2 separate regions of the Homo sapiens genome follow, and region 2 is linked to region 1. The links are chromatin contacts, found by Hi-C or POLR2A ChIA-PET in ENCODE. All regions are on one chromosome and are shown on one strand. The core of a region is the stretch at or near the end of the contact, and the rest is flanking DNA. Distances in the headings are between cores, read along the strand shown.

Region 1 (2,547 bases), core at 26-2,525:
TTATTGGGCTTAGCTTCAGCTTTACTTTCTGGGTTGTGCTTACTGTTTACATCAAAACATTTATTTGTTCATTTTTCACATATTTTCTGAGCACGTTTAGTAAGGTCATGTTTTTATCAGCAACAAGCTGCTGCTTGGCTTACGTGCATGGTCTGCAACTGGGTTTATAGTAGTTGAGGAAACTTCATTCCTGCATCTAGTTGCTTTAACACAGAATTTCTTAAAACTTTATTAGCATAGAATGTGGTCTTTTAGGATGTACTTTTTTACTTGTGAGTTTCATTTTTGTTTCATATGTAATTGAGAAAAAGTTTCATTTTAAAAGACCTGATTAAATGCTACATTCCATGAAATTCCATCTTGGTCCCCCCCTACATATGTTAAGAGTTCCAATAATTTTAATCAGTCAAGTGGCAGGTTCCAGAAGCATGATTCTGATTTTTGTATTATTAATTTAAAAATAAAAAAAGCTTCATCATGCTGGGACACTTGAATGTGACAAACTAGGCATTTCTGACATGCCTGGTCTGTGATCTGCACATCGCACATAGAGAACTCTTAAAGGGGGGAGTAATCTGGTCAAAGTCCTGCCTTCTCCCACCTGTGGAGCTGGTCCCTTATATGGAAACAGGAATAGATGCTGAGAATTACCAGAATTAAACCTCTACAAGAAAAAGTTTCTCCATCCACATGGAGAAGAGAAATGAGAAGAGAGTGCTGTGGGGAGGGGCTGGAGGAAGGGGATGGGAGGATTGCCAGGAGGTGGCAGGCCATGCCCAGGGCCAGCTAGAGGGGACTTGCATGGCAACTGAGTGACAGGGAGGCTGCTGCATGCCATGCCGTGGTGACTCAGATAGCTTTCTGATGCTTTGGATTAATGGTTTGGTTTAGGGATAAGTAAAAATAGAAGAATGGTAATAAGTAATCTGTTTTACTTTTTTAAAAAAAACTTTTTAAAAATACTTTTAAAAAAAACAAAGTATTGGCTCGTAAGGCAGTTATGCCTTGTTGGCTCTGTTGGGAGATAAAGTGATGTCATGTAGAAGACAGGTAAATGGTGTATTAGTGTGTGAACTGTACAGATGAGTGGCAAAGAATCAGGATGTACTTTCTGGCTCTGTTTGGTGTAAACTACGTTCTCTTTTATTGAGATCAGGAGTCTGTTTGGAATGGCTTTCCTCCAGATGCGTGACTCTGGCCTTAACCAACTCGAGGCCTGTACACACCCAGTGATCTCATCACATGGAAGGTCAGGAATAATGACAGGCCTTCCACTGTCCTTAGGTGGAGTTCACTCTTACAGGCTGTGTTGATGAAACATCCAGGTGCTTTATACACATTCTTTCATACATTTTACAGAAGCATAATTTGTAGCCTGAAGCCTCAGGAAATCTGGAAATCCCCAGAAAACTGATAATGAACTTAGGTATATCATCCTCATTTGGTCTCAAGTGCATGGCTCGTTCAAGTAGCTTTTCTCAGTGCCTGTCAGGCGCTGGGTCCTGGGAATGTCACCCTAAGGCACAGTGCCTGCCTTCATGGAGCTGATGTCTAGAGAGCCAGTGTCAAGTAAAGCTGATTTCAAGTGAACTGTGTGATCTGTTTAGAGGGTTCTGCGAGGTTCCAGGGAACCCAGAACTGGGTGCTTGGCCTTGCCGACCCTGCTGACTGCTGTGTGTGAAAGTGCTGTGTGGTGTTTGGTGATGTCTTCCTTTCCCTTTGTATTCTAGCATTCAATTCGAGCACTGGCGTTAAGAGTTTTGAGGGAAATTCTGAGAAATCAACCAGCAAGATTTAAAAACTACGCCGAGCTGACGATTATGAAGACTCTGGAAGCCCACAAAGACTCCCATAAGGAGGTGAGTCAGTCATGTGGCCAGGGGTGCTGAACAGACGGGTCATGAGGAGCAGTTTGGACATGGAGATAGAGGAATCAGAATCAGTGCACAGCTTAAGAGCCCCTTCCTTGGAACTCAGCCATGTCGTAATACAGAGTGGAGTCCCCATTGCTGTCGTCCTTGCTGAGCAGTGGCATAGTTCCAGGGCCAATGCCATTTGTTCAGTTCCTAGCTCCTGCTCACTGTTTCCAGCAGGCCTGCCCTGCCCCTGGGATGTGTTCCATGTCCGTGCTTCCAGCTGCCTTTGTGGAAGGGAAGGGTCTGCTGCTGCTTTCTGGCATTTAGCCTCTGGTAGTCTGGTGTGGGAGGTGGAGACCAGCTTTGGAATCACAGACATGCAAGTCCCAGAACCAATGCCTTCTTGCTCCAGATAAGTGGACCAGTCATTTCACCTTCTGAGCCTCCGTTTCCTTGTGTGTAAAATAGGAATGGATATTTTCACAAAGTTTCTCATGAGAATTAAATGAGATGACCAGGGATGATTCCAGCCCAGCGCCTGCCAACAGTGGGTAGCAGGCTGCTGTACTGACCTTCCTCCCTCCCAGCCGTTCAGTGTGCTTCTCTCTGCAAGATGAGGCTGAGTGGTGGCAGCCCTGCTGTGCCTCTTCCACTCACTTTTGAGTATTTAAAATGCTAGCAAGCTATCTCT
Region 2 (2,547 bases), core at 33-2,532, 390 kb before region 1:
TTTTTTCTTTTTTTTTTTTTTTTTGAGACGGAGTCTCGCTCTGTCACCCAGGCTGGAGTGCAGTGGCGCGATCTCAGCTCACCGCAACCTCCGCCTCCCGGGTTCACGCCATTCTCCTGCTTCAGCCTCCCGAGTAGCTGGGATTACAGGTGTGCGCAACCATGCCCAGTTAATGTTCTTTTATATTTTTAGTAGAGACAGGGTTTCCCCATGTTGGCCAGGCTGGTCTCAAACTCCTTACCTCAGGTGATCTGGCCGCCTCGGCCTCCCAAAATGCTGGAATTACAGGCATGAGGCGCCGCTCCCCGCCTCTAATTCATTTTTAAAATATTCACTGAGCATACTTATGTGCGAGGCACTGTGTAAATACCGGGGAACCAAGCACACAATCCCTTCCCTCTGGCGGTTTAACATACAATGAGGGAGAAGATTTTTTTAAAATAATCAATATTACACACATTAAAAAAAGTTAATGTGCTACTAGAAAACATAACAGGAAATAGATCGCTTAGACTGTGACGCCAATGAGATAAATACGAGACAATCAGGAAAAGAACGGGAAAGAAGCAAATTCCAGGAAAAGCAAACAGGCAGGAAGCTATTTGGGGCACTAGAAGAGGTAAAGTGAACATCATACACAAAGACAGAGAGCATAAACGAGATTGAAGAGAAACCATGTGAGCCACAGTAGAGTCTGATTTTTTATCCTGTGTGGCATAGGAAATCACAGGAGAGTTTTAAGCAGATCACATGTGCTTTTAAGACACCAACAAAAATACACGAAACGCTCATTCGCTGAAGACCAGGTGCTAATCGAGCCTTCGATATAAACAAGTGCTGAAAAGAAGGAAAACTGACACAAACGAGGCAAGTGATGCTGAGAAGCTGAGACTCGAACACGGGGAATCAGGACAGAGCAGCAAAATTTTGGGCGGGGGCGGGGAGTGCCTAACCTAAAGCTAGAGGGGAAGCAACCCACCCTCGGAGGCGTCCCCACCGCCCGAGACTGAGCGACAGAGGAGGGCCGGGCGAAGTGGCCCAACTAGGCATGGAAAGGCAAAGGGAATGGGGAAGGGAGGGGGCTCGCCTCTCGGATGTCCTGCTCGGCAGCCAAAAAGCCCTGCAGCTCCACGAAGATCTCGCTCACAGACATGGCGCCGGCTGCACAACAATCAGCCAGTGTAGCAAGGGCGGCCAAGGAAGTGGACGCCGCAGGCAACCAGCGCAATCAATCGCAACGGCCGCCGCTACCGCCGCGTCCCCCCGGTCTTACGCCACGACCGTCGCTAGGGTCCTCCGAGGCTCGCGGCGCGCCGGAGGACGGGCTGTCCGCCGCGCTGCCTGAGGCGCCGTCCGCTGCGTTCGGAACCGAGGCGCGCGTCCAAAGGGCAGAGGAGAGGGAGAGTGGGCGGGGCCTCAGTCTGAGGCCTTCAGACAGGCATCGCCAGAAACAACCTGCGAAGGCGGCCCTCGGAGCACGTGGGCCTGAGGGAGGGCGGGGACGGGCGTGTAGGTGGTGCGGGCAAGTGGGGCTGGTTAGCTTATATGTGTGTATTTATTTCATACACAACAACAGTTGGAGGGAAATATTTGACAACGAAAGAGTATGCACAAAAAACAGGTGCAGAAGAATGTAGAGAGAGTTCAGCCTTCGTGAGAGAGTAGGGGGCCAGTGCATTTCCAAAAAAAAGGAAAATAAAAGTAACGTATGTAGGACTGTGAGTAGGGAATGGATTGGGAGCGAAAATTTTCTGTGTAGATCTTTTAATGTCTTCTCTGTATGGCTGTATTACCTATTTTTAAATTAAACGGCTTTTTTAAGCGTGTGCGGTGGGATGTTTCTCTTTCCACTCACACCTTGTCCTAATTCCCCTTCCATGCCCTATAACGGTTTCCCCTTTCATGCCCTATAACGGTTTCCCCTTTGTTCTTGAAGAGTTATTTCATACACACATACTGTGTGTGTGTTCTTGAACAGTTATTCCATACACAAATACAGTGTGTGTGTGTGTTGCACTCGCCAGATGAATTGGAATGATTCTTATCAACTAAATGATAATTTATTGCTTGCTTTGTTTCTGACATTATTCTAAACTCTTTACATGAAGGATCATATTTAATTCTCATTATATGAGAATAATTTCATGTCCATGAAGAAGACAGTAAGACCACTAGCACCTACATTTTTAAAAAACTATCGGCCGGGCGCAGTGGCTCACACCTGTAATCCCAACACTTTGGGAGGCCAAGGCGGGCAGATCACAAAGTCAGGAGTTCGAGACCAGCCTGACCAACATGGTGAAACTCCGTCTCTACTAAAGATACAAAAACTAGCCGGGCGTGGTGGCGCGCGCCTGTAATCCCGGCAACTCGGGAGACTGAGGCAGAAGAATCGCTTGAACCCGGGAGGCACAGGTTGCAGTTAGCCGAGATCACACCACTGCACTATAGCCTGGGCAACAGACTCCGTCTCAAAAAAAATAAAAAACCCTTTCTTATCTCGTGTTTGTTCTCCCAAAACCCATTCGTCTGTCCTAAAGAATCCTA

Evidence for each region. Hi-C counts contacts between places; a loop is a spot of excess contacts on that map. ChIA-PET counts read pairs that join two places held with the same protein, here RNA polymerase II (POLR2A). Pooled maps may share reads with other maps.
Region 2: a loop to region 1 is called in a pooled map, with 10 times the contacts of the local background. The contact joins the promoter of TSN here to the enhancer-like site in region 1. A Hi-C loop is called at or near these places in 4 of 50 pooled maps. POLR2A ChIA-PET finds 5 or more read pairs at or near these places in 2 of 52 experiments (H1 and K562).

Annotation. Positions count from the first base shown.
Region 1 is chr2:121,362,484-121,365,030 of GRCh38, reverse strand. CLASP1 (cytoplasmic linker associated protein 1) reads left to right here. Exons shown (of 41, transcript NM_001395891.1): 38 at 1,731-1,859. Among named protein-coding and RNA genes, the nearest start is that of TFCP2L1, 79 kb to the right of the region's middle. Within about 2 kb of position 1,275, at least 7 of the 41 ENCODE cell types and tissues checked have a DNase peak (open chromatin) inside an H3K27ac peak, as active enhancers do.
Region 2 is chr2:121,754,386-121,756,932 of GRCh38, reverse strand. TSN (translin) reads right to left here and starts at 1,282. Exons shown (of 6, transcript NM_004622.3): 1 at 1,088-1,282. The coding sequence starts at 1,153. RefSeq lists an enhancer at 1,228-1,417.